Linked DNA regions of Mus musculus: regions 2, 3, 4, 5, 6 and 7 are each linked to region 1. Evidence: chromatin loops called from intact Hi-C (ENCODE). Cell type or tissue: heart. All regions are shown on one strand.

Region 1 (4,000 bases):
AAGACACCTAGATAGACACAGGAATCTGAATCGCGGGGAGTGATGCTGTACAGGGACCTGTCTACTCGGGGACCATGTTCCTCTGTTTAGAATTTTTTAGTGTCTTTAAATTTTACACCACACTGCCTTTCCAAAATGGGCTTACACAACGTTCATGAGTAGACAAGCAGGCAGGAGCCACAGGTAAGGACATAGGACAGTGTTCACCTCCACTAAGGTGTTAAGTCAGGTCCATCGAGTCAGGTCCATCGAGTGTGCTTGCTTCTTAGAAGATTCTCTCCAGCACAGCACACGTGGACTCCGTGTATCAACTCTCATGAATTCAGAATGGCGAATAAGGACAGCATAGGAGTTGGGGAGTGGCCGGAGGAGTCCTGATGTATGTGACATGTATAAATTACTGATCTCCAAAGAATTACAATAAGCCACTATTGAAATGAATACGTTATAGTCTCTTTAGTGATTAAAAAGTTAATCCTTTCGATTTTTTTTTCAAAGCCTACCTAGTTTCATGAAACTTTTTCAAATAGACATATACAAAAAAATGCTCCTGGGTAAGAACTTGCTTCTAGTTAATAATTTATCAGCCTATAGAAAATGGAGCCATTAGAAGCGTCTGTGAGGTTCCTTGTGAAGAAGAGCAGGAGCCCTGAGTATCTATCGAGTACAACTCCTTCATGAGCAAGACAAAAGTCCAAACTTAAAGTTAAAAATTAAATTACTACAATATTTTAGTATACTATGGTCCTCGGGAGTCTTTAAACATGTGAGGGTCACTCCGAGAGCTTGTTAAGATGCAGATTCTTGTTCAGGAGGTCTGGGTAGCACCCCACATTGCCCCCATGTTCTCAGCTGGGGTCAGTGCCTCTGATCTTTGGTTTGCACCTTGAGTAAAAACGGCATAATTTCCTTGCTGTCTTCCTGATGTGTTTTCTGGTCACCTCTGACTTTCACAGGACTCTTTCTGCCTTCTAGATTCATGGTGCTCTTGTGGTGTGTAGCATCTGCCTGGCACTGAGGTACCATTGTGTGTATATATATGTCTTTCCTGCACACATTTCATTATCACTGACCACATTGTAAACCCATCTGTTTGCTCAGCTCCGTGCGTGGACTCGTTATAGAATTTGGGCGTTATGCCTTGTGGCCCGAGTCAGGTCCTCAATGAGCAATTAAAACAGCTAAATTATTAAGTGGAAAGCAGAAAAAAGGGAGAGATTCCATGTGGCCACATTGGGAAGAGGAACAAAGAGATCCATCAAACCCTTCGAGTCTGTCTCTGGGGGCATGACATAAGGTCAAAATGTAAATAGAGGCCAAGGATGTGCACATCTAAGCAGTCTCAGTCAGGATGTGGTCCTGTCCACCACTGGTCCATCATTAGTTTCATCCCGCACTGTGTCTCTTTCCAGGAGAAAAGTTCCCCTTTTGGTAGCTGCCCTTCCTTCTCCCACCATGAGATTCCTAGGCAAGTTCCCATTTCTTTGGGATCCCTTGTTTCAGATGTCTGACAGATTGAGAGACACAGTATCTCTTTAGTGTATCTTCATGTCTGCCAGACCAGTTGTCACCTTAGTTGCTGAATGAATGAACTTAGTAGCTAGATGTTCATGAATGAAGTTAGTAGCTACTCATGATTGGTTAATACAGAGGGTTATATTCTCCTTTCACCAACTATGCTTAGGTCACTCACAAGCTCAAGAACGAAAGGTCTTGCCCAAGAAATACTGAGTCTATTCTGACTTGACTCCCCTCTTCTCTAAGTTGACTTTAGAAACCAAGGGCCGTGCAGAGACTTCTAACTGGGTCTCTGATAAAACACCAATCTCTTGTGAGAATATTTTTTAATAGAAGGAAGTATATTACTGGCTTATGAGACACTGTAATAGAAGCACTAGAATATGCTAGAAAGAACTCAGATATAGAAGACAACAGATTCAGGTCCGGAGTGTTATTTTCCTGCTGTGGGTTGTGTATTTTAAGAAAAGTTACTTCAAGTTGCTTGAAATGACTTTCCTCCCTTGTAAAGCGGGCAAACTTCTCCCGTGGCAGCTGTGAGAGCTACAGTACACATTGTAAATTGCCTAGCATGGCGCTCAGTGAAGACAGATGTTATAAACTCAGCAGAATCCCTTCCAAGCAGAATTGAAAATTGAACCTTTGCCTCCGGTCTGAAAAAGCCTGCGGGATAGCGCGCGTGAGAATCATCGCGCCATCTAGTGGCAGACTACATCTGAGCCTGCGGGATAGCTTGTGAAAGAAGCATTCGCGCCACCTAGTGGCTGACTACGTCTGAGGCGCACACCATCTTCTCCATGTACCCATGGGTGGTCATTTGATTAGTGTTGTTCAACAGACATTTGTAAATACCTGAGGGGTACCAGTCCCTGTTTTTGTTACTGAAGCTACAGCAGTGAACAAGATAGACATGGCCTTGCCTTTAGAAAGTTTGTCATCAAGTAGGGAAGACTGAACATAAACAATCGACAAATATAAATTCATTTTGTAAAAAGAAACATAAAGAGTGCGGGGTCCCATGAGTCTAAGGTAAAGCTTGCCTGGGGAAGTGACATTGAAAGAAGAGCAGATTGTGGCCACCTTAGGCATGGAGCAGTCACTCAGCAGCATCTCCCTGGACAGACAGACATAGCAACCCCACTGAGCTCAGGTGCCCAGTCTAGAACTGGGCCTCTCGTGTCCTCCATTGCATGCTGACTGCACCCTCTCCATGCAAGTCGAGTCCCACGAAGCACTGCTGATTTTTCATAGTATTATCATCTTGCCAACAAACTCACCCACGGTCCAAAAAATGACCCATGAGAGACGAGACTCAACGGCAGATCTTTCTCCCAGCAAAGTCCTCACTCTTTCCTCTATACAAGCTGTTCCCCCGTCACCCACCACGGCCAAACCCAGTTCTTTTTATTCTGTATGATACTGTAGAAAGAAGACCTTCAAAGGTGCCTGGGGAGAATGAAGATGTGAAGGGGCACTGATAGTGCAGTGGGCCACATGGGAGCGAGGAGAACTGGCTAGTCGCTCAACTCTGCATGACTAGAGAGTGAACCTCAGAGATCTGCCCCACTCCAGGACAGAGAGTATCTTTCGTTCTGCTCTCTATGCTCCTGTGATTGGAGATGTGTTGTAGATGATTCCAAAATTAAAATGATATGGGGGACCATTTGGAGGAAAGACATGCTTTCTCTGGAAACCCCTAGGAAAATGCAAAATGTGCTGCGCAGTGAGCACCAAAGCATCTCTGTGAAGAATGTAGGGTTGAGGCGTTTCCTGTTAACACAGGACTTTTGAATGATTGGCCCCAGATGGACTAGACAACTGGTCTCCCTAGCAGCAGGTCAGACTGGCTATTTGATGTACCTATTGAAATGGAGCCAAGACAGATACTGAGATCTGGGGTCCATCAGAAGGTTTAGTCATAGACCCCTGCAAAACAGATGGGGCAAACTTGGCACAGGTTCCTCTGTAAGAGTATGTTTGCGTTCAGAATCTGGGTTTCTTTTTTTAAAGTAGTTTTCTAAATTAGCATACCAGTTCCTACTCTGGGCATCATGGGCAGAGCCGGTTGGTCCCAGACCCAAGAGGGCTCAGCTGGAGCATAGACAGCACCATCAGGCCACCCTACACCAATCATCTTCACCTAAGTAACAGATGAGGAGTATTCCCTATCCCTAAGATGACATGCAACTATACTAGTTAATGCAGGTAGAGTGACCTGTCGGATTCAGGAAGTGTCACCCTGGCATTCTCAAGATGAGGAACGACTGTGCGGCTCTGGCTGGACCATGACTTCTGGAGGTCGGTCTCCCCATCTGTAAAGATATCAGAAGGGAGCGAGCAGAACAGCAAACAGGAGAGAACTGGAAAACAAGGCTTTAGTCTCAGAAATCAAAGTACCCGGCTATATTGAATGCAACCCTGAAGCTTTCCATTCGTGTATTTACCTACCTCATTTCAGTAAGTGCTCAGGAGCCAGGCCCCT
Region 2 (4,000 bases), 63 kb after region 1:
CCCACTAGCCTCTCTGTCTTTTAAAGGGTACACCACCTTCATGCCAAGGACCAAGAGTAATTCATAGGCCTGTGAAGAACATCCCAGGTCCAAATTATAGCAGATAGGGAGATGCTGGAGCAGTAAGAAAGTGGAGAGAGGCTTGTTCTCTGGTTCCAAGAGCTCTGGAGAGAAAGCTAATGTGGTACTGTAAAACAATACAAGGAACAGAGGAGGAGAAGGCTTGGGGAAGTTCGGAAAGTATGGGTTCCAATGTGGAACTTACTCCAATAGACAAGTAGAGCGGCTAAAAGCTGCTTAGGAATGCAGATCTGGCCCTCACTGACCGGACGCCGGACGTCCATCCGTGATTCTATCTGAATGGCTAGATCATCTCCTGTGCACTGTGTGCCTTCCAAATAAGAGGGCTGAGGGCCAGAACCTGCTACTCTCAAGGAGTCAAAGAGAACAGACAGTTGAAAAATAACTGAGAAAGCAATCTGAGGGTGTACAATGTTAAGAAAGGTAGGGTGGGGCTGAAAAGAGTCTAAGAAAAGCCTTCAAGAAAAAGGTAGTCTGCCGGTCCCACTGCAAAGCATTAAAGACTAAAGGTGGTCAAAAATCTCAATATTCAGCAGGTTGAAGTAGGAGCACCATTACCTAGAAGACAGCTTGGGCTACATATTGCGTTCCAAATCATGCTAGGCTATACAGTGAGACTGTTTCAAACAAACCGGACTAAGGTGTGTGTGACCCTATGTGTATGCCGCTGATAGAAGGACCACTTTGGGGAGATACGCAGGGGGAACAGACTACTGTATTTGAATCATGAAGTAAACAAGTCTTTTTGTCTGAGCACCGGAAAGTAGTATGTCTAAGAAGTGGCCAGTTAGCTTACGAGTGGTAACCACGGTTCTACACTTGATCTTAGCCAAAAGGCCAAGAAGCGGTGGTAACCACGGTTCTAAAGGGGCAGCTGAGGAGTCTCGCGGGTATCACAACCCCCCATTCACTTCTCTGTCCTTGCTGTCATTTCCACGGCCGGGGCGATCCACATAAAATGCAAGCAAAGAGAGGAAGCGACAACACCCCTCCCCTCGTGTATGACTCATCTTCGTGGCAGCTGAGAGCCTGGATAGGAAGAGTTGAATTCAATGAGGTGCCCGGTTTCCCGTTGAATATTGGAATTCAGTGACTCGGATGGCTCCATGCTGAAGGGAGCTAGGGAGACTCATTCACATTTTTTTCCTACCCGGCACTCGCAACCTCCATTCAGCATTTTCCCCTTGGTCTCCCTAACGGAGCCCAAAGGAACAAAGCTACTCCCCACCCGCACCTCGGGTTGACCTTCCACCCGAGCGCCCACCCCTAGCCCGTTCCACGGCCACGTGACCCTCTCCAGCCTCCTAGCCTCCCGGGCCTCTCCCCCTCCCCTCCAGTCCGAGCCCGCTTGGCCCCGCCCACCCCGCCCACGTGTCAGCCTCTCTCCCACCTGACTGGCTCCTCCCTCTTCGGCCGAACCCGGCCGCTTGTCTCAGCTGCCCGACTCCAAAATGGCAGCCGCGCACAGCACGCACCAGCGCGGCCGGACCTCCTTAACTCGCCGGCCTCCCCTCTTTAGCTCCCAGCCTCCCTCCTCCGGCCTTCACCTACCCGCCTCTGGATTGGCCGCCGGGAGTCCCGCCCACCTGGAGCCCCGCCTGCCATTGGTCACGGTAGGCTGCCCTTCAGAGAGGCGTGGCCCAGCCCGCCCCCCACCCCGGGAGGTATTTTCCATTCCGGTGGGGGGCTGGGGGGGCGGGGGGAGGGGAGAGGGTGACGAGGGGGAGGCGGCCGGGAAGGGGTGGGGGCTGGCGGGGGCATCCGGCCGAGCTGGGGTCCCCGGGCTCCGTCCGGAGGAAGCGAGGCTGCGCCGCCGGCCCGGCAGGAGCGGAGGACGGGACGCGCGGGCGGTCGCGCTCGCCCTGTCGCTGACTGCGCTGCCCCGGCCCATCCTTGCCTGGCCGCAGGTGCCCTGGATGAGGCCGCCGCGCGTGTCCCGGCCGCTGAGTGTCCCCCGCGGTCGCCCGGCGCCTGCCCTCAAGCGGCCGCCTCTCCTTGCCCGGGTCCCCGTTTTCCCCCGGCGCAGTCCTCCTCCGGTGGGCGCCTCCGCACCTCGGCGCAGGCGGCACGGCCCTCGGGCCGGGATGGATCCGCCGGGAAGAGGAAGACAAGCCGGGGCGTTGAGCCCCTGCGCACGGTGCCGCCGCGCGTAGTGGGAGCTTACTCGCAGTAGGCTCTCGGTACGTCTCGGAGGAATTGCTTTTCGGTGGGAGTCGGGACACCTAAGGGGAAGAAGGGGTCGTCTGGGGCCGATAGGAGGGCATTCGTCATCGGGGTCGTGGTGGGTCGAGACTGGGTGGGGGAGGTCGTCGGTGCCCACTGCCAAGGGTAGAGGGGGTCCAGGCAGGTCACCTAAGAGCTCCATAGCTCCGACCTGAGGGTCCTCAAGGGCGACGATAAAAGGTCTACCGGGACGTGAAGGAAGGACCGGGGAGCGTGGATGCGGGAAAAGACTGGAGCATCTCTGGGGGGTTTAACCTGGGGTGGTTATTACAGGATGCGGAGGCGGCCGCAAGGAAGACCCCGCTCCAAGTCCTTGAGCTTTTAATAAATGGTTCTTTGGTGCTGGGACTTGGGCATTCGAGTAGCTGAAGCGGAGTGAGTTTGTGGAGAGGGAGTTGCATTGACAGAAGGATGCTGAGGAACAACGTGAATACCCTTGGTTTGGTTCTCAACTTTGAAGGCTATGGGGGTCAGCCACGAGCTTTTGGCATTTTTTTATTTTGGTGTTCCAAGCAAAAGGTGGCTGGCTGCTGGACTTCGTCAGTGATTCCTTATTTTAAATTGTATGTATATATTTGATGGGGTTGGGCAGTTACCAGTTCTCCTGGACATTCTTCCAACTACACCTTGACATTCTTACAGCAGCTTCTCATCTACACCGGAGGCCTGCTCCTTTCAAAGTTAACACTAGGCTAGACTGTCCTATTACGATTTACTGACATTTATCCTAGAAGACGATTAAGTCATGCTTGCTTTTAACTGTTTCTTTACAGGGCCGTGTAAAATTGAACTGCATGTTCTATAGAAGTTTAAAAATGGTTTCTCTTTAAGGAATGAAATGAAAAAGATGCTGGTGTTAGAAGGCTCTGCTAAAATGAGCTCGAGTGTTCTAACAGTTGGGAATTTAGTCAAATGCGTACTTTAATCTTAATAGTCTCTCGGATTCATAGTCCCTTTTTGAAATCGGCCTAGCAACGGAAGGAAGACACAGCAGGAAGCGGTGACTGTTGTCTGGAGTTCACCTTTGTGATTGTCCTGCAGGGATGTTACCTTTTTCATGTCTGTGGACTAGAAAGAGTAAGCTGAGAATTGCACAGCTAGTCTGTAGTCTCCTGTTAAACTCACACCTGTATTACTAATTTCATACATTTGTTGAGTTTCCTATGGCTTACAAAATGAAAACTCACTTGATTAGGGAGTCCTTAACATTTAGGGGGAAAAAAAATCTGAAGGCTACTTTGCTGGCTAATTAAAACATTTCTGCAAAAAAGTGCTAATATTTTTAATGGTTCTTCCCAGTTCTTGAAAAAGTAGTGGTTAATTATATATTTTTCTTCTTATTGTCCTTGAATTTTACCGTTTGTCCTTAGGGAGAATGTACTGGCATACAAAACAGCAGCTTAAAATATTGAAACATAACACCTTTTGACATTATAATGGCTTCTGCATGATTCACCTTGAGAATCATCTCTGGCGAGCCAGCAGTGGTGGGCTTTCCCTTCCTCTTCAGTTGGGAGTGGGCTGGCTGTCTCCTATTGTGGGCCTACAGCAAAACAGTTTACTGGCTGTGAAGTAATGGTGATAACTTTCACAAAAAGAGAATGAGAGGCCGATGAGTCATTTCTTTCCGAGCTGGAAGAGTAGAAGGTAGAGATGGTTATCCTGTGGATCGGGAATCGAGGCCCAGAGCTTCTGA
Region 3 (4,000 bases), 82 kb before region 1:
TCTGCGCTGCCCTTCCTCGGCCAGCATGCACTGTCTGCTTTCCCCAGGCCTCTTCCTATGACCTCAGAGCCCCAGGCCAATCATACCGTAACTTTGCAAATCCTTCCACAGCACACCCACAGCTATGCGCTGCTGCCTCCCCGGCTCCTCCAGAAGTCTGTTCTTTATTCCCTCCCACAGTACTGATTACATTATGTAGCAACTATCTGTTTTCCCATCAGCTCCTTCCCGCTCCCCCTCTAGTGACTGTGACTTGCCAGCTCGATGTCCCCTGCCCAGGAAGAAAGCCTGGCTTCTAGTCGACCTCAATTCATGCTTGTTAAGTGGAATATTGAATGAGGAGGAGGAAGGAAGGAGTAGAGGAAAAAGAGAAGGCGGCCTAGACGGGCTCACTGTTCTCACACAGACCTGTGTCTGTTTCAGTGTTCACAGTTCAAACAAAAGGAAAAGAGCAGAGGCCTCTGGGATGCCCAGAAACAAAGTTGTTTCCTGTGCCCGAGTCCTTGACATTTGAGAACTGTTTTTGGTTTTGTTCTGTTTTACCACTTGGGCATTCTCTTTTTTGCCCATGGGAAACTGAGGGTCTTGCAGAGGTCTAACTATTCCAGTTGAAGAGTGCATGGACTGTCAAGGCAGTGTTCTAGAGTGGGCCCGCCCCGCCCCCACATCCACCAGGTGTGACTGTCCCCAGAGCTCTAATATTCTTGGCAGTCTGTCTGGCATCACTGTGGGCCAAGGGAATGAGGTCACTGTCGCCAATGAAGTCACCACCACATGATTCATCCCACATCAGTCCCCAACTCGGAGTGTACTCTGAGAGTCTCAGAGCTTCTCACAAGCCATCCAGGACCCGGGGTCCCTGTAAGATGAGCTCACATTTTTTTTTTTTTTTAAAGCAGAAAACAGGCCTAGAGAAAGGCAGCCAGCCATGCTACTAACTTGTGGTGCTTGGACCAAGTTCAGCTTTCCGGCAGAGCTGGCTCCTACAGCTCTTTAACCTTTCCACATTTCCTCCTTTCAGAATACTAGTCTTCGCAAACACAGCCAGAGCTAATGGTGATGCAAGCAGCAAACCTTGCTCTCTTCTCCTTCACGGGAAAGTGTCAAGACCTGACTTCAAGATAGTGTGGTGCCTTTCCTAACCTTTCAGAATGTATGAAGTAACTTTCAGATTTATTAGTGTAGTCAATGCAAGTACCTCCACTCGAATGCAATGGACAGGGTATGGAGAGATGTTCCCCTACGTTCACAAGGAACGTTAAATACTATTTGAAATCTTCCTGGTCGAATTGAAATCAGGATTATGACTTGAAAACTGGCGTCCAGGGTTCGTGGAAGTGAAATGAGGGCATCACAGTAGGCATCTCCCCAGGTGGCCCTTGAACACCGGGAGTGACAGGGAACCTTTTGGTAACCACTTCACTGGTCCCAGTTTCCCCCACCTAAATCCCGGGGGCAAGGGTATGAGTGACCCACGCACCTCTCAACACAGCATTTTCTACCACTATGAATTGGTGAGAGGAAAGGACTTCCCTGTCAGCAAGCTTGGGGGTAGGCTGCGGTGTGGGGTCAGTCAGCGCAGAGTGAGCCTTCGAACCAAGACCGTACATTTAAAGCAGCACTCGGCCACACAACTAACTGGCCCTGGCCAGACAAGTGTTTCCGGACTTGCCAGACAGAGGCGCAGGGTTGGTCCTGAATCACTGGCCAAGTCTCAGAGCGCGAGGCTACATCATACCTCAGGGATCACAATTGAATACTTTTGGAGAGACGCTTGGAAGCGAAAGGAAGCCTCGGACGATGTCGCCTCCAGGGGGAGCACAAATAACATCTGTGGTCTCCTGACAAGGGCTCGCCCCTTTGTGGCTGGTTGGGGGTGCAATATGCTGCATCTCTTAGTCACCGATTTCATAGAAAATGACTCAAGCTCGTGCTGCGAAAAGCGTGGGGTAGTGATGCTGAGGAGCAAGCAATAAGCCAGAAGTCTCAGTTTTCCAGTTCCGAGACCCACCACCCTCCCAGCCTCCGCACACCTTTCTAATTATTGTTATTAATTATATTTATAACCCTCTTGGCCGCTGTTCCTGATTTCTAGTTGCGTGGAGCACTTGCAGGCCGACGAGATGGCTCCTGCCTTCCAGGCAGAATTTAAATATACACATCTGTATAATGTTGCAGAATTGCGTCACCGTGGAAGTCGTCGTGATTCCCCGAAAGGCCTTCACGTCTCCTCCGGGCACCGGGGCCTGCGGACGCTTCCGGGCTTTGGCCGCACTTTCGCGAGGAGCCCTGGGCTCCTTCCTAGCGGCTGCCCAAGAGCCCCTCCCCCAGCCCCCATCCTCCCGGATACAGGGCGCCTCCTCCTCGGCCTCCGCGCCCGACTCCCAGGGAGTCAAGCTTGGGTGAGCGGCAGGAGCGCACGGCGGGCGCGGGCGCGGGGCGCGCCGCACTCCGGAGCCGCCCGGACCGCCCTCCCCCACCCCCCTTCACCGGCCCAGGAGGGCGGGGGCCGGAGCGGCGCGGGGCGGGCAGAGCCGCCTGGCCCCTCCCCTCCGCCGCCCTCCCCAAAGTTGCCGACTCCCCTGGGGCCGGACGGTCTTATGATCCGGCGGATCCTCCTGGGGAGGCCGGGCCGGGGAGCGGGTTCGGGCGCCGAGCGGCGGGGCCAGCAGGCGGGCGCGGCGAGCCGGGCCAGGGCGGGGAGCGGGGCAGAGATCGAAGCGGCGGCGGCTGCGCCCCGGGCCCGCCGCACCTTCTCCTCCGGTCAGGGGAACCGCTGCATGGGGCCGGGAGGGCGGCCCTGCTGCGCCGAGCGGCGGCGACGGCGGACCCCCCAAGCGGGCTGGGGCTGAGCCCGGGGCCAGGGCGGGGGCTCCGGGGGGACCATGCCCCGAGGCCGGCCGGCCGCAGCATGGCTCACGGGCCCGGCGCGCTGATGCTGAAGTGCGTGGTGGTCGGCGACGGGGCGGTGGGCAAGACGTGCCTGCTCATGAGCTATGCCAACGACGCCTTCCCCGAGGAGTACGTGCCCACTGTCTTCGACCACTACGCAGGTACGCCTCTGCCCTGCTGACTAAGGGGCTGATCCCCGGCTGGGAACTTTGGAGCAACTTTGGCTGAGCCCCCTGGCTTGCCTCCCCTGAGCGTGCTCCCCTCCCCCGCCGTGCCCTCTGCCTGGCGGCTTCACCCCCCCCCCCAAGCTGTGCCTCTGGTCACCCCACCCCTCGCAGCAACTCCCACCCCATTCCTATCTCCCCCTTCGCCCCGTCTCCCACACTTTTCAGTCCCCTGAGCGCCCTTCTTGACCTTCCAGCTGCCTCTTCCCTTACTGCCCGAAACCCCTGTAGGGGAAACATCTGGGAACACTAGTAGACGTGGCTACAGGGTTTGGGGGGGGGGGGGAGTGGATGGCAGGGGCCACATTACACCTATATCTCATGCAACTTGGCAGTGAAGTGGACTCGGATAAAAGGGGAATGTTGTCTCCTGGGGAGCACCCACATGCTTCCCAGTATTTGGGAAAGGAGGTTACTGTGGGGAGCCAAAGTGCTAGATCTCAGATCACTGTGAGCTTCTCTCCCCACCCCCCACTTCTGTCCTTGCAGTCAGCGTCACCGTGGGGGGCAAGCAGTACCTCTTGGGACTCTATGACACAGCTGGACAGGTGAGTGTTTTGGCTTCTGGCCGGTTCCCTTACCCCCATCTCTCGCCAATTCTGTGTGGCTGTGGAGGGCCTTTGGAAACTGAGGTGTCTAGGTGGGAGGGTGTGTTTTGGGGGGGGGGGCTGCCTCAAGATCAGGTTGGTTTTTTTTTTCTTAAGTCAGCAAATTAAGGAAACAAACCCAAAAGAAAACGCAGACCAGCGTGAACCCCGCGATGTGAAAAGTTTTTGACTGTATGGGTCTTTACGTGTGTTGCCTGGTGAGTGGGTCCCAACTCCTGTTGCAAAGTGGCAGCAGCCAATGGTAAAGCGTTCTTATTTTTAGTTGCTGATGACCAG
Region 4 (4,000 bases), 130 kb before region 1:
TTAAACTCCTGTCGACACAGGTCAACCCCTGCACTCATGCCCCTCTTGGAAATGTGAGCCTTTGTGTATCTGTTTGAGACAGGCTCTTGAGTAGCCAGGCTGGTTCCAACCAAAGTCACTGGACAGATCAGCCTTTGCCCGCCCCTTTCAAGCAGTGGAATTCTAGGCTTGCCCTGCCATGCTTGGCTAACACAAGCCGCTTGATCCCTCCAGCAAGCAAAGGCATGTAAAACCAGCCCGAGGACACTCCGTTCAGAGCTGTCTGGGGCTTGTCGTTTAAGCTGGTGGACAATTGTCTTGGGACACAAGCATCCATCTGGGAAGGCGTCCTCTAACCCCAAGCATCATCTCCCCACCCACCCCCTTCCAACTCTACCTCTACAGCTAAATGCCAGCGTTTGGCTCAGGAAGCCTCAGTTCAGTGTAAAGACAAATATACATGGTGAGTGTTGTGCCCGCGTTGTTATCGGCCGGTTCTGTGTCTGTGTGTTTCAGTTAACACTGGATCTCCTTCTGGGTTACAACTCTAGCCAGCACCTTGGATTTCCTAGCAAGGACGTCAGAGCTGGATGTGAGTTGGGCAATCTAAAGGACAGGACAGGGCCAGAGCTTGCGGAGAAGAAACACAGGCTGAGCGCTTTCACTATTGCCAAACTCAGGTTCCAGGGGGTCTTAGAAAAATCCAAACAGGCATGGGATGACAGCGCCTTACCATTCCATCTTTCTGTCTGGTTAGCTTCTGGAGATGCTGATCCATCCAGGGCCCTCTAAGCTACCTGCAGCACTGAAGGGCACAGGTGGGCCTTGGACTACATTCAGTCTAATATCACCCCCCACACACACAACCCCACCACACCAACTCTGGGAACCCAGCACACTTGCTACCCCAATTCAAGCCCCGTGTGCCTGTGCTTCTCCCGTGTTATCCTTAAGCCCCATATCCCCTTGTCCTGACTCCTTTCTATTTTTCCTTCACTTCAGTCCCCAGCTCTTACCCCTCCAAGTCCTCGTAGGGCCACACACACTCTACTCACAACCCAAAGTGAGGCCAGGCACATACAGCCACGGCTCAGCATGCCTCCTGGAAGGTCGTGTGGGCAATGTGGTGATACCCGTGGGCCTTCATGGTTGTTCCTAACTTGTCATATGTGAGCCGGACGGCAGTTGTCTTCGCTTTGAGAACGAGCTTTCATGGTTCCATGTGCTGACCTAGACAGAGGACCTCAACATGTGGCTAGAAGACGCCTCCATGGCCATACTCCACACGCCATATTCCTGGGGCAGCCACTGACTGCTTCCCACTGGTGGCCCTCATGTCAATGCCCTTCAATCCACTTCGGCCTGTTGGTCCAGCCCCCAGGTGCTCCCAGTGGCAGCCTCTGTGTCTCCTCCTCACAGACCTCCACAAACCCACAGGCTTGGATTGCCATCAGAAGTTCTCTGGAGCTGAAACCCTTCCCCGAGGGTCTGTGGGTTCAGGGAGTGGCCCGATCATTCTGCAGAAAGACAAGAATCCCTGGAAAATCTGAGCCACCGCTCAACAAGGGCAGGCCACGAGAGGGCAGAATTGGCCCACATGGCCACAGAGAAGGGGAAACTTAGAGAACAAAGATGGAGTGTTCTTGACGGGAGCCTGTGTAGATGCACATGAGAGAAGGAGGGCATCCGATAAGATGTCGAGGAAGCTTTAGAGAGACGCTCCCTCCATTACTTGGTGACTCTAGGTCAGCAACAGAACCAAGAAAGCCCATTCCCAAAGGCCAGTGAAGAGTGGGCTTACAACTGCAGTCTGGCTCACGAGTGACGAGTTAGAAACAACAATGAAGGCCCTCGGGAAACACCACAGGCTCTGCCACATTGCCCACGTGGTTCCCAGGGTGCTCTTGGCCTGGCTGATGGGTGGCAGTGCTGTACTGTGCACAGCCTTTCCCGCTGTGCTTGACAGTTCTGTCCTCTAATCCTAAGCAAGTAAGTGGGGCAGTTGGCCACCAAGAGTTACTGTGCGCTCAAGCTGGAGGGCATCCAGACCCTTCTGCCTGCAAGTGGTGAGATCCAGGATGCCAGCCTGACCCAGGCCCAGGATCTTTCTTGGAACATCCCTCCTTCAGAAGCCCCAACCTGGCTAAAACACATGGGGGCCTTCACTCGGGTTTCTCAGGGGCCCCCCATAAATGAGTTCTGCTATCACAGACCCAGTATATAAAAAGTAACTGGGGTCATATAAGTATATGCCGGGGTAAAACAGTGTTATTAAATTATGGAAAGTTCCTTTAAACAAGCCAGACCTTAATCCCAGCACTCAAAGAAGATGAGGCAGGGGAATCATGCTTGTGAATAGCCTGAATCATATAGTGATACATACACGCACACACAGATAGATAGATAAATAGATAGATAGATAGATAGATAGATAGATAGATAGATAGATAGAGAACTGAGAAGACAATACTATCAATAAAATTGTTGTTAGGCAAGCATAAGGCCCTGAGTTCATATCTCCACCCTCACACCAGCCCCACACACATGTAAAAAGTCACCTAGGTATCCTGTGCCCATAATCACAGTGGTGGGGGAAATAAGGACAGAAGGGTTTCTGTGTCTGCTAACCAGCTAGACTTACTGAATTGGTAAACTCTAGGTTCAGTGAAAGTCCCTGTCTCAAAAGGAAAGAAAGAAAGAGGGGGAGAGGGAGGGAGGGAGAGAGAGAGAGAGAAAGAGAGAGAGAGAAAGGACACTCTACATTGACCTTTGATCTCTACACACACATGTGTACACACAAACAAACAAAAGCAAGTTTCTTTAAACAGCAAAGTTCACACACCAGTCCCTGTCGCCTGGGGTTTTTAAAACAGAAGTGAATTGCTAAGATGGGTTTCTGCCATCTTCTGCTCGCTCACCCACAGTAAGCCCACAGTGAGGTGAGAAGCTAAAGGCAGAACACGGTTAAGAAGTGGCACCTCTGGTTCTCTCTGGGGTGTCCAGGCTTTGGGGTGACCCTTTCTTTGGTCGGCTGACCATGTCACATTCACTGGTCAGAAGGGAGCCAGTATTCTAGCAGGGTGCCTGGCTAAACAGTCCCTTTAGTGGCCTTTGCAAGAGCATGACTGTCTAATGCAGCTAGTGAAAAGAAACAACCGTTTTATCAGGAACAGCCAGAGATACTCCAGGAGGGCTTTGAGAGGGCAGGGGTGTGCTCAGGGAGCAGGAAGAAGTCATGACATGCTCCCCCGCCCCCAGTGCTGTGATCCTTGCAATTTCTCTGACAGGATCATAGGTGTGGAAGGGTTTTGGTGTCTTCTTAAAGGCAGGCAGGGAGGCAGGCCGTGTTGAAAGGGAACTTACCTTTCACTGTTCCTCCTGTAACCTGAAGCTAACAACTGAACCTGTAACCTGTAACCTGTAACCTGTAACCTGTAACCCTGCGCAGCTTCTCTTGCCCGATGGCGTGGCTGTCCTCAGAGGGTGCAGCCGAGCCATTGCTGGATGGGAGCTTTCTAGCTCTAGCATACCTTCCTTTCTGAGCAAATGCCAAACACCTCGCCCACTCCAGAGCTTCAGCAGCAACCTTGTGGCCAGTCCCCAGCTGAGGTTTTCAGCGGTGCCTTCATGCCGGGTTCATCATCTCCTAGGCAACTTCCCAGTGTTGACATTCCCAAAAAAACAGCTAGGCTTGACCCACTTGACCTTGACCTTAGTGAGCTTTAGACCATCCAGTGACTCTAGTGCTCCTGGGTGTGCATGTGTGTATGTGTGCGTGCATACATGGGTGCGTGCATGTGTAGTGAGCATATGTGTGTGCATTCATGTGTGTGTGTGTACATATGTGTATGTGAATATATGGGGAGTGTGTGTGTATGTATGGGGAGTGTGTGTGTGTATATATATATGCATGTGTGTGTGTAGGTATGGTGAGCGTGTGTGTGTGTGTGTGTGTGTGTGTGTGTGTGTGTGATTTGCATTGAAACCAGAGGTTAATGTCCAGTGTCTTTCTCAGTCACTC
Region 5 (4,000 bases), 560 kb before region 1:
TGGAGAGTGGTTTTAAATTAGGTTTTGTTTTCTGTCCTGATTATATGAATACATAATAACCATCTTTTAATAAATGCCATATAAGGAAATAAGCGGGGTATGGACACACTGATCACTGAAGGGATGTTGCCAAGACATTGTAAATCATGGTTGCTGTAAAAAATAAAGGAGAATAACAACGTTAAAGCAGGCGAGTTCACGGTCTGGAGTGACTAGACCAGCCATGAAGATAAGGGCACGCTCTGTGGAAGAGCAGCTGTGGGAGGAAGGCCAGGGCTGGGGACAAAATGGCAAATTTGACCTGGGGATGGGTTGTTTAGCTTGAGGGAGCCATCATGCTGCTGGCCATTCTTGCTGGGTCGGCTTAGCATTTCCAATGATTGGTAGGAGTAGCTGTAAAGAAGATGTTACCCTCAGCCTGGGGGTCGCAGGTGTGAGGAGAGGAGAGTCAAGGATGGACCGTTAGGGCCTGAGATGGTGATGCTCGAATAAGCTGCAAAGGTCACAGGTAGGAAGGACCACATGGGTAGGAGGGAAGCAGTAAAGATTGGTGGGAATACACCCCCACCCCCAAGCACTGTGTGAGAGCAGGGACAGTGGAAACCAGCAGTGAATATGCGTTTAAGATTTTATCCAAGTCCAGTGGTGGCACACGCCTTTAGTCCCTCAGGAGGCAGAGGCAGGCCCATCTCCGTGAACTCAAAGCCAGCCTAGATCTATAAAGCGAGTTCCATGACAGCCAGGGCTACACAGAGAAACGCCCCGTCTCTCTCTCTCTCTCTCTCTCTCTCTCTCTCTCTCTCTCTCTCTCTCTCTCTTTCTCTCTCTCTCTCTCTCTCTCTCTCTCTCTCTCTCTCTCTCTCTCTCTCTCACACACACACACACACACAACAGTTGCAGAGCATAATACAGACTGTGCAGGTCCCTGTGCCCAAATCCCAGACTGGTCTAGCATGGCCCTGCTGCTGCAGCCCCACCTGCACATTTTGGGTGCTCAGCTCAACAGGAATACAAGCTAGGTGACAGAGTGATAGTGGCTCTTTAAAACGAATAAGAGCCCCACCAAGGCAAAGTGACTTGTTTACTTGGGCATATTTTCATCTTTAAGAATCCAGTGCAAATGAATTGTTATCAGGCAGTTCAGGGCTGAGTGAGGTGCAGTTTGGTATTTCCTCATAGTCCTCTGTGTGTGTGTGTGTGTGTGTGTGTGTGTGTTGCTTCATGTGAATGTCACTCAGGTTTCATTAGGTCACAAATGGCACACTCACTTCATGTTTGGGTCTGTGGCTTCCTGGTGTCACCACAGCCTCCAGGAGCCTGTGCTCTCAATGGGTACCTCAGTCACCCACTACCCCTATGCCCAGCCAGCTTTGTCCCAGGACTAGGCTTCTCAAAGTCCTTTCTCTGCCGCTTCCTCAAGTTGTCTGAGGCAAAGTCCTCTTTAAAACCACCAGTTCACTAGCCTACCAAGCCAAATCCATCCTGGGGAAAGACAGATCTGACGTTTAAACACCAGAGGGCGCCCCAGTGAAACTGAACAGGCAAGTTAGTTGCTCTTGGGCAAGGGAGAGTTGTCCAGTATTGTTGGGCAGGCAGGACAGAGAGTTGGGTGTTGCTGATTTGCTGATGGGGGAGGGGTGGAAAGCCAAACAGAGGCAAAGTGTTTGCCTGGACTATGTGTTCTGCCTGAGCATGCTCAGACCTTCCTAGTGATACCTGGTCCAGACCCAGAAGGCTATGGTAGAGTTTTCTTGTTTGCTTGTGTAACTGAGAAAACTTCTCTTCCGCACATTCCCACACTGCCTTCATCCTGAGACATCCATTCAGCTGGAGCCTCTATGCTGTGCCCAGTCCAGACCAGTGGTCACACTCATGCGGCAAGAAGGAAGTCTGGCCTCGCCTACTTTGTTTGATACAAGCAGTTTCTTATTTGCTTTATTGACCATAGATTGTAGGGACGTTTGGGTCTCCTAGCAAAGCAGAGCAGAAATGTAGAGTCCCCCATAGATCCCTGTCCCCCACACATGCATAGACCCCACCATAAGTGTTCCACACCAGAGTGATCCACTGGTTAACACTGGTGGACCTGTGCCAACATGCTACCATCGTGCGAAGTCCGCAGTTTACATTGAGGCTTATGGTGGGCATCAGAAGACAGTTCTACAGTAACATGCATCTGGCAGTGTGGCATGGAAGGCAGTCCCCTGTGTCGGAGGATTATGAAAACAGCTGCCGAAAACATTCATGGGCAGGTTTTTGGTGTAGAAGTAAATTTTCAACTGATTTTAGTATAAGGAGAACCACCAGATGTATACTTGCTGGATTCTGTGGTAAAGAGAACTTTTTCAGGGTTAGCGGCACCTGAGTTGTCTAATAGCTAAAATGGCAGTGCTGTTCTTGCTCCACCCTTGAACTAGCAGTGAACGAGGGTTTTATATCTTACATCTTGACCAGTATTGGATTGGATATTTACAGTGTTTTAGATTTTGTGTGTTTTAATATTAATAGAATATTAATAGAATGGTGTAGTAGTATCATGCTCTCTCTCTCTCTCTCTCTCTCTCTCTCTCTCTCTCTCTCTCTCTCTTTTTCTCTCTCCCTCCCCCCTTCCTTCCTGGTGAACAAAACCAAACAGCTCTTTCTCACTTGACTTTGCATTTATAATCCAATTGATTTTGATGCATTTTTTAAATCTTATCCTTATCCTGGATGTAATTTGTACATTTTTCTAGTTTCTTAGACGCTTAGTTTCTAGCTGCTTAGGTGACTTAGGGACGTTTTCTTTCTAATACATTCACATTGTGTGCTATAAAGGTCCCTCTAAGCATGCTTTGGCTGCATCTCATCGAATTTGATAAAGCTGTCCCTTCCATATCAATCGGCTTTCCCCTGGGAGTCTCCCTTTGCCTTCCTCGTTAGTTGGCAGTATGTTGCCTGAGATTCTCCAGTTACCCTTCTGTTACCGACTTCTAGTTCCACACCGCTGTGGTCTGAAATCAGACATCCTGTAAATGCTGCACAATTATTTGGAATAAGATGTAGACGTACAGCTTTCACAGTCCTACAAAGAGACCTCCGCTGAACTGGAGCTCAGGCCTGGAGCAAGACTCCAGCCCAACTCCAGCCTGACTCCAGCCCGGTGTCTGCTTCTTGGAGTTCCCCATGTTTCCTTGGTGATTTTATTTCATGGAGCTTTTGCCACCATGATAACTCCAGCCTCAGACCCACTGTAGGCACGGCCTAGCCCTGGTTCTAAAGCCCGCTGACCATCTGGAAGCGCTGGACCATTCCTGACTTTACCGGCCTAGCACCCAACATACTTATAGCCCCAGATCTGGAGCACAGTAATAGAGGCCTCTATGGCAACCGCTGCTCATGAACAGCTACCCCTCGTACTGTAGCTCCTGGATCCAATTGCAACCATGTACGCCTCATCGGATGGTCTGTTGCAGGCTAGGATGTAAAGTCACAACAGTTCTAAAACAGTTTGATTTTTATGGCATTTTATGGTCCAGCATGTGGTGTGTACAAAGGGACATTTCTGTGTGCTGCAGACAGTGTGTGTCTTTCTGTTGGATGAAAGTCAGTGGACTCAGGTCTATCCATGTTATTGATATAGCTGCAGCATTTAACCATGACCTTGGGGATTTTCTGTCTTCAAGTCTTTTCCTGTCTGGTAGAGGAGTATTGACGTCTCTGAATCTAATAGTGAGGCCATCCAGTTTTGTTTTGTTTTGTTTTGTTTTTTTCTTTTTCTTTTTTTAATCAGGTACATTTTGACATTCTCTTGCTAGGTGCATACGCACCAGGGATTTTATCTCCTTGGTGAGCCAGCTCGTTTATCACTATACACTTCCCCTCTTTTAATACAATGGCTATGCTTGTTCTAAAACTATCTGTATCCGGTTAATATACTGTGATACAAAGAAGCAGATTCTCTCTAAAACCCTCAAGGAAGTGGCAGGAGATATGGCCAAGAGCTCCCTTGGATACTGGAAAC
Region 6 (4,000 bases), 530 kb after region 1:
CTAGGGCTATTACCTAGCATGACCCAAGGCTGGGATCTCAAGGTGTTGACAGAAGACCCAGAGGTCTCACCTTATTAGACCTTGCAGAGTGACCTCGGAAGTCTATCTCTGGTGTGAATAGTCACAATCAGGTTCCCTGTGGAACAAGAGACATGGTGCCCAAGACCGCTCACTGTGAATGACACACACTCAGAAAATAATGCCCCTGAACAAGGTAAAGGTGAGAATCAGATGCATGTGACATGCCCACGGGGTTTAAAGGACATCTGATAACTTTAAGTCCTCAAGAACAGAGACTGCTGTCAAACCCTCTGATGACCGAAGTGCCCCAGTCGTGAGTCTAGAATAGGCAAATGTTTAGTGAGCAGAAAATTTACCTAGTATGCAAATCCCAAGCAGGTAGGTTGGGTGTGGCAGCAGATAGGGAAAATCTGGAACCCCTGGTGTGACTGAGAGGGCGTTGGAGTCAGGAGAGTCCCAGCCACGGGCAGAGTTCATGCTTGCCCGACTTCCCTGGAACAGGCTGAGCTCCAAGCTCCCGGCCGCTCTAGTCTGGAGTATCTGGAATGGGAAAGCACCACATAGTTTCTGCCTAATCGCTATTTACTCTCCTGGGGTTTCAGAGAAAGGGTGAATCAGGGAGCTGGGAAGAAAGGGTAGGACAACCGCGCTTGGGGTTCAGAGCCGCAGCAGTGTTGTATAGATTTTCTTGTCTGAGCATGGTCAACCCAACCAGTCCTCAGCCCGCAAAATCAGCTGCTGTCCATTGCGCTGGGGCCTTGCCTTGTCTGAGTCCTGCAGTTTGAAACAGCAGGTTCCACATCCGAGAAAAGGGAGTCTTGGGCCCTGTTTCTGCTGTGCTTCCTCGTGCTCTGGACAATGCCGAGTCAAATCATAGGACCCTGGAATGACCGGCCCGTACTCCCCGCTTCCCTGTCTATGCCAATCATGATCGACCAGCTAGCGTTCTAAAGATGCTACTGCAGGCCCAACGTTAGCGTCAACCTGTGGAGACAACCAGATGATCATAACTCTGTGGCCAGTGGCGAGCATCCAGAGTTTACAGGGTATTTATCCACTTTTCAGGGATGTGAGAGGAATAAAGTCTAGGAAACGGCTTCTTCTGCATCAGCTTGAGTGACGTAATAATGTCCCTGTTTGCTGTGCCTGGAAGTATTTGCCCAAGGATAACAGCACTGTGTAGAACATGCTGCCACGTGGACTGCCCTTTGTAGGTCGTACAAGCATGAGGGAAGGGAAGACAAGGAACACTACGAGTCCCTTGCTGTGTGCCAGCTGTACGTTGGTGGCTCCATCTCGCTAACAGCCGGTGTGGGACAGCAGCATCCTCCATCTCTGGGATGGGCTGCAGGTCCAAGAAGTGCTGAAGAGCTGTGGCCCAGGTGCTTGCCAGCCAATGGGGAAGCAGAGAAGCGACAAAGCCGGTTGGGGGAGGGAGCTTAGGAGTGCAACTTTCCCCCCTGGAAGCTACAGGAGCCATTGAACGGCTGTGGCCTGTGGCGAAATGGCTCCTGTAGCGAAAGGCATTGGAGCAGATGCTCCAGACAGCCCTCCAGCAGCTGTGCAAGCCGTGACATAATGAAAACCAGAGAGCGTCGTCCGGAAGGGCATACCTCTGTCCTTGCTCATACAGAAGAGAGGTCTCTGGGCTCCAGGCTGGCAGTTCAATAACCCATTTTACAATTTTAGATCCAAGCCAGTGGCCCCCAGTTTTAATTTAGATTATTGAAAGATGGTAAATTGGGCCAGGCGAGTGAGAGGCACTAGCGGCGTGGGCACAGCGCTGGCAAGCTGCTGCTAGGATGAGTTCAGTCATGACATTGAGGTCGGGAGAGCAGATCTAAGTCTGAATTTAGCTCGGCCGTTCACTCACTGGTCATGAGTCACTGGAAACATCATCTAATCGCTCTCGTGTGCTTTTATTTCACCATTGGAATATGTTTCATAGCGAGACAGTGTCTCATAGAACCAGAAACAACGAAAGAAATGCCTCACCGCCCCTCTCTTGTATGATCGTTGCCTACTGTTTATATAAGCCGGCACATTCTTGCCGTTCAGTAAATGCTAGGCAAGAGTCATCCTGTGAGCCTGATTGCATCACCGGCATGGCATCATCTGGTTGTCCCCTGTGGAGCAATACTGCCGCTCAGTGGATGAATGTGGGATGGCAGGTAGCAAAATGTTTCTGCCCCACCCTTCATTCCACAAGGACAGGGAAACTCCGAGCCTGCTCAGGAGGCTGTTTTGTCCCTGATACTAAAACAAAAACAAAAACAAAAAACCCTTCAATCCCTGTGAGTTTTGAACCTTGAGCTAAAGAAAGAACACCACTTATTTATTTATTTATTTATTTATTTTTAAATTTTTGAGATAGGTCTCACAATACAGGTCGGTCCATCTGGCTTTAAACACTCAATCCTCCTGCCCCCGCTTCCAAAATGCTGGAATTAGAGATGTGTGCCAAAACTTGTGGTGAAATCACAATCTTAACTAGTCTGGGAACAACTTTCTAGACTTGGCCATGTCCTGCAGTGCCCCCTGCCCCATGTGCCACTAACAAGAACCTCTGAGAGGTTGAACATGAAATGACAAGAACCAGGCATTCTAAAGCAAACACAGAAGAGAGGTATAGGACAAGCACTGCTAAGAAACGTTGGTGGGAACCATCAGGTCTCAGTTGGAACACAATAACCAGAGAAGAGAGCAACAACAACAACAAAAAAAAAGCCCACCAACTATCTACCTGGGGGCGGAGGAGGGAGGGCATTAGCCTTTAATGCTAGCACTCAGGAGGCAGAGGCAAGTGGATCTCTGAGTCTGAGGGCCATCCTGGTCTACAGAGTGATTTCCCAGACAGCCAGGGCCACACAGAAAAGCCCTGTCTTAAAACAACAACCAAAGCCAGGCTGTGGTGGCGCACGCCTTTAATCCCAGCACTTGGGAGGCAGAGGCCAGCCTGGTCTACAGAGTGAGTTCCAGGACAGCCAGGGCTACAGAGAGAAACCCTGTCTCAGAAAAACAAACAAACAAACAAACAAACAAAACAAAAACAACAACCAAGCATAAAACAAAAGAAATAAGAAGGGAGAAAAGGATATTAACAAAATCACCTAAGGATATATTGCAGTCTGCAGGAAGGGCCTGAAGTTGAGGTTACAGGTGCTAGCCCCACCCAGGACTAGATAAGCCACAGTCCTTGGTGCTTCCGGAGGCCCTGGTCTCTATGGTTCCCAAAAGTGGGGGCAGCAGAGGGCCCACAAGGATAGGACACCACAAACTATCTTTGAGCAAACTGGAGTAGTACATAAAAACCACAGGGCAAGGATGAAGACAAGAGCTCGGCCAGTAAAGGCTCTTGTCGCCTGAGGACCAGCGTTAGACACCATAACCCACATGGGGAACAGAGGGGGACCAACCAAGTCCTGCCAGGTGCCCTCTGACTTCACACGTGTACTACTTCACGCACATATGCACACACATGTACACATGCAATTAGTAAATGTAATTTTAAATAAGCATCGTGTATTGTTTTTAGCGTTCTTGTTTGAGATGAAACTTTAGGAAAACACTGCTTCTGTAGGCAATTTTGACTTCTTCAGTTGTGTTAAGGTTTCTTCTCTCTCTCTATCTTTCTCTTTATTTCTTTTCTTCCTTTTTTTGAGAAAAATGAGTCAAATTATTTGTTCATTTCTTGTATCTGAAGTTCCTTTCTATAACATCTTTGATCTGAGATTCTTTGCCACAGTCTTTCACCCCGGCACAATTGCCACCAACCGCTTTACAGAGTCCCCACCCCCCCACCCCAATCAGTTTTACAGAGGCCTACCCATTCCTCTTGTCTCTTGGTGACATTGACCTTAATTAGGTTGGCTTGGTGCTTGGCGCACCATCTTGACATATGTAGGCTCATTGGATGCGAGCACACAGAGAAGGGGCTGGCGATGGTTAAAGGGTTTTGGCAGCTTTGAGGATTTCACAC
Region 7 (4,000 bases), 130 kb before region 1:
AAACCAAGATAGAACGGAGAATGAGACTGTGGGCTTTTTCACCTCTATAACCTCTCGAGCTGATTCCCACGTTTCTTTCCTGTCACCTGTCACTCTGTTTCCCCAGGGGAACCAGCCCAAGGTTTGTCGCGCTGTGTCGGCACCGTCTTCCCTCTGGCTCATTGCTGCCCTCTGCTAAAGACACTCGTCACATTGGATTCAGACTGTTGTCGTGACATCATTTCAAGGCGGTCATTTCCATCAAGATCCCACCTTCAAATACAGCTACATTCTGAGGCATTGGGGTAAGACTTTAAGGTCGGGAGAGGAAACAAACTCACCCCAACATAAACTCACTCTATTTAAAGGAGAGCCCAGGAGAATGGGTTTCCACAGTTGGATTCCGGCACCATTAGGAGGCGCTCTGGTATTCACGAAGCCCTGTGGGTAAGAGCCCAGCCTTCACTGGGGGTAATTTTTTTATTACATATATTTATTTGGAGGTGTGTGCTGTACACACACACACCACAGCGTGCGTGTGGGCAATCAGTTCTCTTTTTCTACCGTGTAAGCCTCGGGGATTAAATTCGGGTTCTCAGACTTGCCGCAGGTGTCCACACCGCTGAACTATGTTGCTGCCCCTCCACCTTCTGTCCTCACCAAGACTCCTCAAAGGTGTCACAGCCTCTCCCAAAAGTGCCCTGGCAACTGGAATGTGGCCATTATGAGGATAGGGATTGTGATGGTGGTCAGAACCTGGTGAAGCCAAATGGTATTGTCTTAAAAGATGTCCTGTGGCCCTGGTCCGCAGCACGGTGGTTATCTGGATGGCGATGGAGGACAGGGAGGTGATGGAAGCCCGAGGGGCAGGAGAAAGCTGCCCCACACTCTCCAAGGTGGCCCCTGTTGACAGCATGCCTGAAGGCAAGCCAAAGGCCTCTTTGGTAAGAGGACCCCTCTCTTGATTTGCCCCATCCATCCCACTGGGGGTCAGGGGTAAGGGGCTCTAAGCCTTAGAGTCTGCTCACATGTGCTAGAAGATTCAGTTGACAAGAAGAACAGTGTCCCCTATATCCCTATAACTGGTTCCCAGCTGACACCGGGAACCAGAAAAACTTTACAGGATTGTAAGGTTGAGTGAAACTTTGTCTCTGTCTCTCATTTGAGGCCCTTACTTCCCTCTGTGGACAGGACACACACACACACACACACACACACACACACACACACACACACACACACACAAACAAACATATACATATATATGTGTTGCTTGGTTCTTTCAACACCTGGGCTTCTTCCTCACTCTGGAGCTCCTGAAAGATCTGTTGTCTGACAGTTAGGTGAAGGGTGGGGGATGGGAAAATGACCTCCAGGGTGATAAAGAGTAGACCTGAGCAGACACCTTCCTGATCCACCAATGCCTCACAACTTTTGGGCACTCGCCCTTCATGGGAGTTCACCTTCCCCTGTTATATACACTTCTAGCAAACACCCCGTCTAGGTAGTCTTTGCAACACACCCCAGGCTCCTGAAGCTCGGAGCAGAGGGTGTGGTTGTAGGGAGCCCCACACTGACTCCCCCATTATCACCCCACTTCTTCTCCATCCCAGGATGCAGAAGTCCCCAAACTAGAACTGCCTACCCTGGAAGAGAACGGGATCTGTGAGGACAGAGATTGTCCGGGGCCCCCTAGGTCATTGCCTCCAAAGTCCGGCCCAAACGCCAAGGGTCAGGCTGGCGATGGACCTGGACTGGAGTCCGTAGAGCTGCCCCTGCCCCTGGAGACAGAACACCGCAACGCGATGGAGCTGGAGAAGGTGCGCATGGAGTTTGAACTGACGCTCCTCAAGTACCTGCACCAGGAGAACGAGCGGCAGAGGCAGCATGAGGAAGTGATGGAGCAGCTGCAACAGCAGCAGCAGCAGCAGCAGGCTTTGCCTCACCAGGTAGCAGAGTGGGCTCTGGGCTGTGGCTGTACTGGCTTGGCTATGCATCTTGTCTGCTGGTCCCAGGTCTGGCTGAGAGGTGGTGAGCATCATGTAGCTGCCTCTACCCACTGGTGCCTGGATCGGTTTGCAGGATGGCCTGAGACCACTGCCCCTGTGATTAGCTTCCCTGCTATGTTAGATTCAAGCCTCTAAAGAGAGTTGAGAGTAGAAGATATCCTGAAACCACATCCTCTACCCAGAATCCCTTTTGATGGTCTCTTCGTGTCCAATACTCATACTATGACAGGCTTTCCGCCACTGTTTTTAAAAAGTTATTTTAAGATTTATTATATATAAATCTGTGTTCTGCCTGCATGTACACTTGCATGCCAGGAGAGGGCACCAGATTGTAGGTGGTTGTGAGCCATCATGTGGTTGCTGGGAACTGAACTGACCTCTGGAAGATCAGCCAACCCTCGTAACCTTGGAGCCATCTCTCCCTCCCCTTTCCAGTACTTTTATTTCTAAGATGTGCCAGTCGTTCCTGTCGCCTGACTATTGAATGATAACAGAAACCTATCCTTTTTTTATCCGTTTTCTCTGTTGGACACATGACCTTACTTATTAGAACCAACCAAAGCAACATTCTCTTTACAAGAAATAGATGCTCAGCCCCTACCATGCTACATGGAGACAAGAGTGCTCATCTGAGGGATGGGGTCTAGCTCAGTCTGCAGAGTACTTGAGTAGTATGCATGAAGCCCTGGGTTTGGTCTCCAGCATCAACTAAACATAAGTAGAGGCAGAATAATCAGTTCAAGGTGACATGGTAAGTTTGAGGCAAGACTGGGCTATGTGAGACCTTGTTTTAAAAGAAAAATTGGATGGAATGCCACCTGGGGTACTTAACACTGTGGCCAGACTATTCTAAACACCCTGTGATGAAAGATGTCACCACTTAAAAGAAGTGCCTCCTGGTCTCTGAAGTCATAGGTTCTGGGTAAAAAAACTCAGGCGCTAAGATTTTGTTTTTAAACCACTTAACCTTGAACACATTGCTACTCCCCCTCGAGCTTTGGTCTGCTCATCACTAAAGTAGAACCTGTCTCATGGGTCACTGTAAAGGATGAGAGAGGGAGTGCGTGGACGCTGCTCTTCAGTGGACCAGCACATGAGATAAGCGCTCAGTAATCGCTAGCTATTACCATTTTTATGAACTCACGCAGTTCACTGCTTGACCCGAGTGCAACGACTTCCATTCATCACTTCTCGGTCTCCTTGGGATATGATGCATCAGCCCCACTTCCCAGCTCTGAGTCAGCCTGGATTCTGAGAAGGTTGTCATGATCTCAGCTACGGCTGTAACTGTTGAGAAGGGTGTGACCTAAAGTTAAATCCCATTGCAGATCTCACTGCAGGTTATCAGCGGCTCCACCCATCAGTGCCGCACCGATACATTCTCTCCTGCTCACAGTTCTGCAGCATGCCCAAGAAACCTGTCCTGAGCCCTGTGTCGGGAGGCTTCCAAGAATAAGGAACTGCACTACCTGAATCATTTGTCTTATTGATTGGTCAATTCTTCAAAGAGAAGATAGGTTGGTCTGACAGGACTTGTCCTCCGTGAACACATGATGGCTTACTAATTATTCTTTCATAAGAAAAAAATTTTTTGTAAAAAAAAGCACAGATACCTGCTTACTATACATAAAAAAAAATCACTGAGCCAAGCCAAGCTTACTGAATTAGAACATCTGAAATATATTCTCCTTCTTCTAATATCTAGAAAACATTTGCCTTTCTCTAGAATACTCATACATTCCTGATACTTTCCAATTCTCCAAGTTCTTAGATTTTTGTCAGTGTCCAAGAAAAAAATTGAGCCATAAACTATTTAAATCAGGCATGGTATTTTTATTAGTTTGCCTGGTTGCTGCGACAGAGTCCCTGAAGAACGCAGCTTAAGGAAGAGTCAGTTTTGGCTCACAGTTCCAGGGGACAGTCGTCACAGCGGCAGGAGCAGCAGGCAGCTGCTGGTCACACTGCTTTAGTCACAGGCGCTCAGATAACTCAGTCCAGAACCCCAACCCACC

What was found. Peaks named below come from ENCODE experiments on the same cell type or tissue, not always from the same donor. Only the 100,000 strongest peaks of a DNase experiment are listed, where the experiment ranks them.
Region 2: a loop joins it to region 1, with 2.0 times the contacts of the local background. A loop is called at or near these places in 14 of 42 quality-filtered maps.
Region 3: a loop joins it to region 1, with 7 times the contacts of the local background. A loop is called at or near these places in 12 of 42 quality-filtered maps.
Region 4: a loop joins it to region 1, with 6 times the contacts of the local background. A loop is called at or near these places in 31 of 42 quality-filtered maps.
Region 5: a loop joins it to region 1, with 2.6 times the contacts of the local background. A loop is called at or near these places in 6 of 42 quality-filtered maps.
Region 6: it touches region 1 in a loop (3-fold over the local background); 22 of 42 quality-filtered maps call a loop at or near these places.
Region 7: it touches region 1 in a loop (7-fold over the local background); 32 of 42 quality-filtered maps call a loop at or near these places.

Annotation. Positions count from the first base shown.
Region 1 is chr17:87,042,359-87,046,358 of GRCm38, forward strand. Gm30421 (a long non-coding RNA gene) reads right to left here. Exons shown (of 3, transcript XR_877089.2): 3 at 1-3,830. Among named protein-coding and RNA genes, the nearest start is that of Gm30421, 6.5 kb to the right of the region's middle. In heart, no CTCF peak of the experiment used is centred here; a DNase peak (open chromatin) is centred at 2,253; H3K27me3 peaks cover 859 bases.
Region 2 is chr17:87,105,787-87,109,786 of GRCm38, forward strand. Socs5 (suppressor of cytokine signaling 5) reads left to right here and starts at 1,893. Exons shown (of 3, transcript NM_019654.2): 1 at 1,893-2,261. It overlaps Gm30510 (a long non-coding RNA gene), which reads right to left and starts at 1,561. Exons shown (of 2, transcript XR_877091.1): 1 at 1,472-1,561. In heart, a CTCF peak has its summit at 2,042; DNase peaks (open chromatin) are centred at 325, 1,085 and 1,525; H3K4me3 peaks cover 2,802 bases; H3K27ac peaks cover 2,424 bases.
Region 3 is chr17:86,960,695-86,964,694 of GRCm38, forward strand. It overlaps Rhoq (ras homolog family member Q), which reads left to right and starts at 2,417. Exons shown (of 5, transcript NM_145491.2): 1 at 2,417-3,053; 2 at 3,606-3,664. The coding sequence starts at 2,912. LOC115488765 reads left to right here. Exons shown (of 3, transcript XM_030250169.1): 3 at 2,179-2,852. The coding sequence ends at 2,852. In heart, a CTCF peak has its summit at 1,808 (motif pointing right); DNase peaks (open chromatin) are centred at 747, 1,767, 2,467 and 3,677; H3K4me3 peaks cover 2,694 bases; H3K27ac peaks cover 3,508 bases.
Region 4 is chr17:86,908,380-86,912,379 of GRCm38, forward strand. No RefSeq gene overlaps it. Among named protein-coding and RNA genes, the nearest start is that of Tmem247, 7.0 kb to the right of the region's middle. In heart, a CTCF peak has its summit at 1,560 (motif pointing right); no DNase peak of the experiment used is centred here; H3K27ac peaks cover 344 bases; H3K27me3 peaks cover 355 bases.
Region 5 is chr17:86,482,988-86,486,987 of GRCm38, forward strand. The region is part of intron 6 of Prkce (protein kinase C, epsilon); the gene reads left to right. Among named protein-coding and RNA genes, the nearest start is that of Gm30284, 40 kb to the left of the region's middle. In heart, a CTCF peak has its summit at 1,512 (motif pointing right); a DNase peak (open chromatin) is centred at 1,534.
Region 6 is chr17:87,569,646-87,573,645 of GRCm38, forward strand. Gm46587 (a long non-coding RNA gene) reads right to left here and starts at 1,112. Exons shown (of 2, transcript XR_001782168.1): 1 at 378-1,112. In heart, a CTCF peak has its summit at 2,167; DNase peaks (open chromatin) are centred at 1,336 and 2,166; H3K4me3 peaks cover 855 bases; H3K27ac peaks cover 852 bases; H3K27me3 peaks cover 539 bases.
Region 7 is chr17:86,916,659-86,920,658 of GRCm38, forward strand. Tmem247 (transmembrane protein 247) reads left to right here and starts at 690. Exons shown (of 3, transcript NM_030104.1): 1 at 690-923; 2 at 1,593-1,928. The coding sequence starts at 807. In heart, a CTCF peak has its summit at 2,293 (motif pointing right); no DNase peak of the experiment used is centred here.